Regions from separate parts of the Mus musculus genome. Here region 2 is linked to region 1. A link is a loop called in an ENCODE intact Hi-C map of the cell type or tissue named here. Cell type or tissue: heart. All regions are shown on one strand. Each heading gives the region's core, and the rest is flanking DNA. Links, peaks and the distances in the headings are about the cores only.

Region 1 (5,381 bases), core at 261-5,260:
CAAGGGATAGGTCACTTCCCAACTGATTCTTCCAGGCCTATGGTCTTGCTCCCTGATAGCAGGGGCTCATTCCCTTGTTAGCCACCTGCTGCTCCAAGGCCTGAGCTCCATTTAGCATGGGTGTATAAAGGATATGCACCTTTCTCATCTTTATATTCCAACAGCTTCTCTTGTAAGGAAGTGAAAAGGTGAGACTGGCCTGCCTTCTTTAAAGGCCAAGTTCTCCATGCGTTTGTTCTAGGACAGGCAAGTACTGGAGGTTATGAGAGGCCCGACGAGGCCCAGCTGTGTCTCAGGCCCAGCCTTGTGAGCTAGCTGGGGTATGCCACTGAGACTGGGATCCAGGAGTTTACCACTGTCCTTTCTCTTACATGAGCCACAGGCTCTGTAAGCCAGAAACCTCAGGCCTTGCTCCAAAGTGAAAAAGGGGGTATGGCATTATTCCTTTACTCCTCTAGTTGGAAAGAGCCAACAGCAACATGGCCCGGGCTGCAAAATAGGGGAACCCAGACACTGCCCTTGAATGCCCAGCCTCTCATGGACCCTGCAGCCACCAACCAGTTCAATCTTGCATCGTCCGGTGTCTCCTGAATGCACCTGGCTATGGAAACGCCTGACCACTTTGTAAGACCTGTCTAGTCTGCGGAACTGCCTCACCTCAGACAGCTAGTATGGGCAGCTCCTTAAAATACTGAAACTCTAGTGTGGAGGTGGAACAAAGGCACCAGCAACCTCAGCAACCTCCCAGGAGGTGGGAGGTTGCAGGACAGGGGGAATAGGACCAGGACCTCATGTACATATTGGGAGCTCTTGGTCTGTGGCCTTGACTTTCTAAAGCAAAGGGGAAACTGCATCATGAGCCATTCACCAGGGGGCGCTGTAGGATCAGGCAAGATGGGAGCTGCCTTGTTCTGTCCAATGGTGACAGGAAGTAGAGGAGGAAGATTTATCTCCAGGCAGCCCTGACATCCCCCTTAAGAGTGTCATGGTGAGGCAAATCCATCTCTGGAACCAAAATGCTCTCCACTGTCATGTGGGAATTCATTCAGTTACTCTTAATAATCTTAACCAATGCGACATGAACACAATCCTCACCCTGAACCTTTCACCAGTCTTGCACAGCAAACACTTTCAGATGCCCTTTCTCACTGGGCACAAATCCAGTTAGTCTTAGTTAGGCACTAAGCCTAAAGCCATCTTGAAAATGTACTCCCTACGAGAAAGATCCTAAAAACAGCGACGACCTCCCAGAGACCTGGTATAGCTTCTGCCAACTACTTTCGTTGCCAAGGTCTACCCCAGCTGCTGGAACCAGAGCAGCCACTAATTGTGGCCTAGGGAAAATGGCAGCCCAGACAAGAAATAGCCACGTGGCCCAAGGTGTGTGTGTGTATACATGTGGGGACATGATTCATGACTCCTCTTCAAGCTGGAAACCTAGGGTTCTTTCAATTTCAAAATCCCCAATCTCTTCCATCTGTCCCACTTCTCTCCACCTCTCAGGACACCCCACTCCGGGCCACCACCTTTCCTCCTGGGGACTTTCAACAGTCACCATCTACCCTCCCAGTGGCTGGTCCTGCCTCAATCCTCTTATCTTTCAGTGACATTCTGTTACGATTAGAATGAAGCTAAAATTCCTGAGTACGGCCTAAGGAGCCAGGCTAGGATGTAGCCATGAGCCCCAGCAGCCGGGCACAAACTTGGTGGCCCCTCTCGTTGTTCCCAAACATGTTTCCTCTGAGCACCTCTGTGCCCCAAGGCATCCCTGAGGCACGGCTTGGGCTTCCTCACACTACGTTTGTGGATCAGGAAAGGCATGTTCCCTCTGGAAACCTCAGCGCTCAGGGCTGTCTTTTTATCTACCATCTCACTCCTGTAACACATGGCCCTTCCCATTTCTTTCTCTAGGAAAGAGCACCACGGCACCCTGGACAACCCCGAGTCTGAGGAGCCTGTGGACTCACCTGGCATCGAGGATAGTCCGAGTGAAGTAACGCAGATACTTGAATATGGACATCGAATCTTGCAATTTCAGGATCTCCTCTTCCTTATATTTAAAAAGTGCCAGGGCAAAACGGAAAATAACCTGCAGGAAAGCCAGGGAAACGGTAATTGCACGAGGCTGGGCTTTGAAGTTCTCCCTGGGGCTGGCTAGAGGAAGTATCCTGAGGGCCCTGCCCTTGGGCGGACACCTGAACCGAAGGGTGACTTCCAGGACTGGACAAGGCCCTTAGGTACAATAAAACAAATACTTGTGGTTTCCGACAAGGCAGCCGTGTTCCTAGGAGGTAAGGTGACTGACTGACTTGTGGAATCCTTTCACTTTTGGCTAACTAACCTTTGTAGTCAACAAAGAATACATATCTAGACACCACTTTTACATAAGATCAAAACCTGGGCTTTTTTGACTGAAAATGTGAAACTGCCAACTCCAGAGCCAGGCATAGTCTCGGCTGGTTCTGACCGCCTTTTCAATATGGTGAAATAACAGTGGATTTTGCTGATTTGCTTTTGGGGTACTAAGGGGAAGGCTAGGGGGGTAGTGAACTCCTGGTGATCTTACAAGTTCAGGCAGCTTTGGAACAAACTGCTATTTCCACATCTAAGAGCCCTGAATGGCTACTCTAGCCCACACTGTATGATACTTAGTAAGTGGTATTTATAGGGTTAAATTGTTCATGGTTCTCTTCACCTATGGCCCAATAGGAGCAGCGTTTATGATTCTAGTTGAAAGTTCTTTGTATTAATGACAAATTAGACTATAAAAGTGGCAATGCTTTGTGTTGGACACTGAATCTGCATATGGGGTGACTGCAAAAGGCCCTTTTGAGTGGTCATCTGTTACCTCAATGCTACCCATGGACCAACCTTTGATCCTGCAATGCTGGGCTAAATCTATAATGCACTTGCACACATGCAGAGAGATGAAAAGTCCCATGAGAGCTGGGTGTAGCTTTTTCTGAAGCAGCAAGAGATTGGAAGCAACCAAAGTGGCCACCATCAGGGGCTATGGTGCACGAGGAAACTCCAGTGAGTTACGAAACAGGTTCTCTATGTGCTGACACAGAACTAGTTCCAAGACACAGTAAAGTTAAAAGCAACGCTTAAGAAATATGTGAAGGCTCGATGCCCCAGTGTAGGGGAATGCCAGGGCGGGGAGGCAGGAGTGGTGGGTGGATGGGGAAACACCCTCAAAGAAGCAGGAGGAAGGGGGATGGGCTAGGGGGTTTCTGGACGGGAAACCAGGGAAGGGGATAACATTTGAAATGTAAATAAATAAAGTATCCAATAAAGAAAAAAAGAAACATGAAAGACAACATATAAATTGAGGAGACAGACTGTTTTCCTACTATATTTTCTTAGTTATGTTTAGTTTTTATTTTTACTTAACATTATTTATTTATTTATTTATTTATTTATTATTTAGTGTGTCTATTTGTTCGTTTATAGAGGTCGGAGGGGCTTGCTACGTTGTTCCACCAGCCACTTGTTTGTTTACTTTTGGTGTGCTGTGCTATGGTATAGTGCAGTATTGGGGGGGTGGGCAGCTGGAGGGCAGGGACTGAACCTAGAGGCCTTGTATGAGCACAGCAAGGGCTGGCCCACTCAGCTACTGAGCATCATGCTAGGTTACTCTGTGACAGGCTCTCCCTGGGAGCTACCATGCCTAGCTTCAGGCTGAGGGTCTTCACGGATGAGCATGTGACTGCTGCTTCCCAAGGCCTGCAGGAACCCATCACAGGGAGGTAAGTTTGGTGCTGTGGTAACCTCACAAGCTCCAGGAGAATCAGCCATTCTGCCACTACTGACACAGCCTGTCACAGTCCGACGAGTGCGTATAGCTGCAGAGCCCACTCACCTTTGGTCCCTCATAAAGGAAAGAGTCCCATATTTTAAAGAGGATGTCGCTGACAACGCTGTCCACAAATACCACCAGAAACCAGTTGAAGGTGATGAGGGTGTAGTCCACTTTGTACTGTTCAAAATGGGTGTGCAGTCGAGGCAGCTTCTCACTCAGGAGGTCTCTGAACACCCGCTGGTCCACCTGGAGAGGGCACAGAGGGCGGAAAGGCCTGGGGTCTGGCAGGGCACGAAGCAAGCAAGCCAGAACAGCTGTGCCACCTGAGAGCAGAGGGTGGAGCCCGTGGGGACGTGCAGCAACACAGCTCTTCTGGATGTCCATGTGGGGCACATCATAGAGCCAGGCTGCTCTGTGTCTCAGGAGCAGCTGACCGAAAATTCTGCAAGGCCACTACTATGTGTCATTCTCCCTAGGGTATGGGGAGAAGGGAATGGTCTCCAGCCTGAAAGCAGCTCCTGTACTCAGCATCTTATGTGGAAGCAGGCTAGTGAAAAGAGCTGGTAGGTTGGTGTCAGCCTGCCAACACTCCTATGAATACAGGCAGTCTTAGATGCATGAGCGCCGGACAAGAAATAGAACACGACTGCTCACACCATGCAGTGAGCAGGTCTGACAGGGCAGGGTGGCAGAAAGAACACGCGAGTTAGAGGATCCCAGGTGAATCCGAGTTAGTTCCACCTACAAAGGATGTTCTAAACAGTTCTGTACTCTTCTGAAGGATAGGCAGAGATAGCTGACTTACCCACTGTGCTGCTGTGAGCATTAAAAGAGACATGTAAACTACTGCAAGACAGACCAGCCACAGGGGGCTATAGCCTCTGCATGTTAGGTCAGGCGACTGGTCAGTGCTGCCAGTGTCGGGCAGAAGGCTAAACAGGGTTCAAGGATGACCTACAGAATGGGAGAGGTGAGAGGGGCAGCTGCACAAGTGGATTAGCATAACTGCGGCAGGGATCGGGCTTCTAGGAAGAGGGCTGAGAGGCCACACCAAGGAGCTTTCCCTACTGTGGGACCCATACAAAGCCCCCCCCCCATCTCCCCCTCTCTCTGTGTAGGCAGCAGAAACAAGCTTCAGAGAACAACACTGAGGTAGCACAGTGGACTCATGCATTTTCTTCACGTCTGATCAGTTTTATTTGACACATGCAAAGATTAATACCAGTCTGCAAAACCACCTTCTCTATCCCTAGTCTGCGAACAGCAGAGAAGAAAGGAGAAGTATTCTAAGGCTTTCAGTAGGGTGTCCAACAGTGAAGCCTGATCTCTAGATCCATCCTTCTAGCTGCAACAGGAAGACTAGACTGGACGGCCGAGGCCCCCCTGGCCAAACTGATGAAAACAGAAAAATGGAAGTGGGTGTGCGGAACTTTACTTGACGGTAACTGCCAAAGGAAACTCAGCTTTGTGTGAGTGAGACAAAAAGCTGCTCAGAACACCCCACTTCTGAGCCTGCCACTAAGAGGCCAAAGACGTGGCTTCTGAGACAGGGCACAGGAGTGGACTGGAAAGAGGAGAA
Region 2 (5,381 bases), core at 261-5,260, 200 kb after region 1:
TTGCAAAGAGTTTTACCATAGCCAGAACACTTGGTTTTGAAGAGTCATCTTCTGATATTGCTAAATGTTACAATGCCACAAGTTAGTGGCACCCAGCACCTATGATCAGAGGATTAATTTGTCAGAAGTGTCTGCTTTATCGGGGTCTAACCTGAGATAGTCCCTGGTTATAATTGGGGTGATTGCCTTCTTGAAAACTTGTACCTGCAATCAGGTTGTATGCGTGTATGTAAATAGAAATGAAAAACTTAACAAAGATAAGCACTACACTTCCTATTTAAAGAAAAAAACTATTTTCTTGATGCTCTGAAGACCTACTTCCCTCCCCTCCCCCACTCAGCTCCCAGTTCTTCAAGAGGTAGGCCATCTTAGGGATAGGACAATCATAGAAGCTTTGATTCCTATCTTTTGGAAAAATCAAGTGAGAGAATTTGGTAGAGTGTCCTTTTATCCCTTCATTTGTAAACCCGTTGTTAAGAAGGGCATTTCTGGCCATGGGGGAGGGAGATGTCAGCATGGCTTTATCTGGGATTTAGGCTCACCTCCCTCAGTTGACAAAAAGAATCAGTGCCACTGTATGGCCCTCTATAATGGTCCTAATAGCTTTGTTTATACCCTATATATCGCTAATCCCATATGTACATCAAAATAAAAAATGGAAGAGATTGCTGGAGGGTCATCTGTTCATCCTATAATCTTACAGCTTTATGTGCAGAGAGGCAGCCCCAGCTTCGTGGAGGACAATGGACATAATCTGATTCAATGTTCCTAGGATGCAGCAGTTCATGTTCACTGAAGGTCATTGTTCAAGTCCCTGATGTGTTCACTTTTGATCTGCCCATCTCTTATGCTTCCACGCCTGAAGGACTATGAGCTTCCTCCTAACCTTTTTTGTGAAAGGATAGATCAATATAAGAAGAGCCAGATGCTTGAGAGATAGACCTTCTTATCTTCTTTTGATGTTTTTGTGGTGGTTTAGGATCCTATAATTTGGGGTGGTATAGAATAAAGTAAACACCCATCCCATGCAGAAGGATGTGTGGGGCCCAGCACATCTCAAAGAGTAGTCTGAAAACTGATGAGTGAATAATAAAGTACTGGACTTCTTGGCCAGATATAAGGCCAGAGAGGACCTGGCTGGTCTAGAGAGATAGGGAATTGATGCCTTGCCAAGAGTGACATAGCAAGGGGTGAGATTCCTGTGCGTTAGCATCTCCCTGAGCTGCTCTTTCAGGGTTTCAGAAGGGACAGGGGAAGGATGGCCACTTAAATAGGCAGTGTAAATAGAACTAAATGTTTGTCTGTCTCTAGGCTAAGAATGACTTCCCACATGTCCAAAAGGGTGTGACTGCTTCCCAATGCTGCTGGGAGCAGTATGTCTGTCATTCATTTGGTAAATCTTCCCAGGTCATTTGTTATGAATTGAGATCTGTCATGGTGTCAATAATATGCCTTCTCAATGCACCAGCCTTTGGTCCTTGATCAAAATGTAATGGAGGCTTCATTTCTTCTAGAATTTAAGTCAGGATTGATCCTAGACAGTGTGAGATTATTGAGCAGTATGAGGCTGGCCTTAGGACAGTATGGCAAGATTCAGTCTTTGTTCAAAGACTTTGGCATAGGTATCGAGGTCCACCAACATCAGTATCCAAAAATTTCCACATTCTAAATACCCTGTTGTGGTGGTGTCACATCAAAGAAAAACTTTCTCTTGGGATAATTTAGACTAAGTGCAATCAGACGTGACAAGGTATCACTGTGTCTTCCATCTGTCCCTCTAACAAGAGCTGCTCTCTTATCTCTTGAACAACACCTGAAACACAGTATTGGGAAGGAATGAGGAATCTTTCTCTAAAGAATATTGATTCCTGTGACAGAAGTAAAAAGTGGAAGTAGATTGGCTGGACCTAGAAAAGATCAGGAAAGAAAGAGAGAAAGGAAGAAAGAAAGAAAGAAAGAAAGAAAGAAAGAAAGAAAGAAAGAGAGAGAGAGAGAAAGAAAGAAAGAAAGAAATAATATCCTGAGGAGTAAAAGGTACTTTCCCTGCCTGCCTGTTGTCTGGTTACTAATAGGGTGGCCAAATTTTCTGTTTTCTGGGACAGTCCTGCCATGGAATCTCTTTGAGTTCAGGAAAGAGTCATTCCTCATACTGGGTACCAGCTGTGCAATGCTGCATTAAGCTAAACTTCCTCTCAGGTTGTTAAAGCCAAGAGCAAACCTACTGTGAAGTAACCAACTCTCTGTCCCATGTGTCCCTTTACAAGGATAATATGTATTTACTGAGCAGCTCAAAAAAAAAATAATACAGAAAAAGAATAAGGAACCATTGAATTATTTTAATCAGTTTTCCAAGGTAAGAAGTGACTTTGCTGACCCCTACTGACCCAGAATAGCACAGGCAACTGCAAACTGATGTTACCGACATACCTGTAGCCAACATTTATAGTATTATTCGGTATTTTTAAGATTACTTTCAGCCAAAGATTTATTTAGCTACCACATCACATACACTTCACAAAGGAGAGAGAGTATAACATAAGATTAAAGCTATACATTCAATTTAGCTTATAAAAATAGACTACATGAGGAGAATAAGGCAGGGTAAGGTTGGTTACTCTGTTTTCTTAAAAGCAAGTTAAGTCTAGAAAGCCGAGAACACAGGAAAGAAGAGTGAATCTACAGTTTTAAATTGTCTCAAGCCATACTAGTAACTTAATGTTAAGGCTACACAAAACTTTCCTTTTGGAAAGCAACAGGTATTTCCAGACAAGAAGTACTGCTGTATCTTGGTAATGGTCTGTTTCACTTTAAATTAGTGTGATGTGAAGACTGAGACAGAAGATACAAGACCTTTCTTACTAGTCAGAAGAGATTATGAGTACAGGATAAGAGCTTACACTCAGTCTCATCCACGGTAGAATTCCTGAAGTCTCTCTAGAGCCAGCAGTCAGTGATTAACTCCATAAAGTTATCAGTAGGAGTCCCAAGGACTGGCTCCTAGAAGGATGTGTCAGTGTGATCTGTCTGAAAGAATTTCTTTGTCCTTTCTACTGCTTACAGACATTGGAGTTCCAATGAGAGATATCTAGGAAGACTGCCTTGCTATCTTTTCAAATAGAAAAACAAGCAAACAAACAAACGCATGCCAGCCTGGGCTTTAGTCACCCTGTCCCATTCTAGGATGCCGAAGAAGATCTGTAAGTCCAGTTTTGCTCACCAATGTCTTCATGGTTTGGCTTTGTAAAGTACTGGCTTTAGGTAAATTCTAGAGTGAGCCATCCAAATGATGTTATGATGGTGATGTCATCTAGAGTAAAAAAATGGATTCCTTTTCTCATCTTATTTAAAGTCTAAAAATACAGTAAAAGCAAGGTGTTGTTGAGCATCTCCTATGTCCAATTATAGAGAGGTTGGTTACAGCCAAGGTGTGCATGCCACTACTGCACCCTTATTTTGGGATTGTGATACCATGCTGGTTGTTCTTGTGGTTCAGAGTCATTGTAGCTGGAAAGCGCTGTTGATTGCTTCCTTTCTTTGTAAGCTTGCATGACATCTTTTGGTACCATGAGTCCTTAAGTTGAAGCCATTCAGGTCAGTTCCTGCTGAGAGACTTTTGGGTGATGCATCTGAAGTACCAGGATCTCATGTAACCCAGGCTGGCCTGAAGCTTTTTATGTAGCCAAATATTGAACTTATCTCGGAGATAATTGCCAGTTTTCATATCAAGGGCTGTACTATGGACAAGCACAATATTATTAGTAATCTATGCTGTTAGCGACCTGTCTTGATCCACATCCCATACCTCCTCCCACACCCCTGTCTCCACATGGATGTCCCCACCCCCTACCCATCTGACCTCTAAATTCCCTGGGGCCTCCAGTCTCTTGATAGTTATTTTTACTGGGTAAAATGGTGAAGCACAAAGGGTAAACTAGAAATGAAAGAAATGTAATGGCAAGTTAGTATTTCCGTTGTACTACTCTTCCATATTAAATACCATTTGATAATTTGGTGTCTGTAGAACACTTTATTTTGCCATTTTGCTTATCATTTTAAATTATACATGAATACTGGCATTAAAATGATAGGATAATCCCTTGAGATAACTTTTATTTTTGAACTCTTTCAAGATGTTTTTTCTCTTTTTTGAAGTTTATATTTCCATACAGTATATTTTGATCATGTTTTCCATTCTCCAATCCCTCTGAGATCTGTACTATCTCTCTACCCACCCAACTTCATGACACCCTCAAAAAACCAACAATGATGGGGACTTGATCGATGGCTCAGTGATTAAGAGCACAGGATGCTGCCCTTCCAGAGGACCTGGGTTTGATTCTCAGCACCTATAGGGTGCCTCATAACCACCTACAACTCCAGTCTTAGGTGATCCAATGCCCATATGCCCAGACATACTTGTAGGCAAGACACAAACACATACATAAAATAAAAAAGAATGAAAATAAAATTCAAAACAAAAGCTAATATGACAAATAAAATGCCCAAACAAAACCAAATTGGAACAAAACCAACAAAACAAAAATAATCAAAACCCAAAATAAGCAAAAACAAAAACACGGAGTTCATTTTGTATTAGTCAACTACTCCTACATATGGGGCCTACCTTAGAGTGTGGTTGAGATATCCAGCAGCACTCCAGTGGAGAGAACAGATTTACTCTTGTCCTCAGATACATATTGCAAATATCTTCTTGGTTAAGAGTGGAACCCTGTGCACAGAGCAACCAATAGCCTTGGCAGTAGCCTGTGTTTCTGAGGATCCATGGGATCCCTTTGGCTAATAAAAAGATGCAACCTGTTCCTGATACTAGAGGTCTTACTTGTCAACGTAAGATACCTAGCTGGGGCATTGTCTCCCGAATTTTATGCTGTCTCTATTTGAATTCCTTTTATATATGTGCATATTTTGTGAAGCATCTACAGTCATGGGCTTCTGTTAGAAGAGGCCTTTGTGCTGTCCCTTTCCATAGACTCTCCTTCACTCTGCTTTCCTAGCCTCATCCAGTTTAATCCTCCCATTCTAATATCTCCATTCTCTCTTCATAACACTATAGCTTTTCACCTTGTTTTGCTACCAGACATTTGCTCAGTTAGTCATTAGTCATTAATTTTTAAAAATATTTATTCATTTATTTTTGGAAGGAAATGGATATGCAGTTGTGTCTGTGTGGAGACGAGAAGACATCTTGCTGGAGTTTGTCTTATTTTCCTATCATGTAGGTTTCAGGGATCAAGTTCAGGTGATCCGGGTTGGCTAAAAATTTAGCCATATCTAGGCTTCATTGGGTCTTTGAGTAAAAGATTCCTGAACTGTATTAATACTATTTTTTAAAATTTACAGTCTTTGAGAATTTCACACAT

The links. Peaks named below come from ENCODE experiments on the same cell type or tissue, not always from the same donor. Only the 100,000 strongest peaks of a DNase experiment are listed, where the experiment ranks them.
Region 2: it touches region 1 in a loop (10-fold over the local background); 11 of 42 quality-filtered maps call a loop at or near these places.

The regions. Positions count from the first base shown.
Region 1 is chr9:90,205,806-90,211,186 of GRCm38, forward strand. Tbc1d2b (TBC1 domain family, member 2B) reads right to left here. Exons shown (of 13, transcript NM_194334.2): 11 at 3,863-4,048; 12 at 1,968-2,089. Among named protein-coding and RNA genes, the nearest start is that of Adamts7, 46 kb to the left of the region's middle. In heart, for the core only: a CTCF peak has its summit at 875 (motif pointing right); DNase peaks (open chromatin) are centred at 856 and 2,186.
Region 2 is chr9:90,406,610-90,411,990 of GRCm38, forward strand. No RefSeq gene overlaps it. Among named protein-coding and RNA genes, the nearest start is that of Gm39398, 50 kb to the right of the region's middle. In heart, for the core only: a CTCF peak has its summit at 2,382 (motif pointing left); no DNase peak of the experiment used is centred there.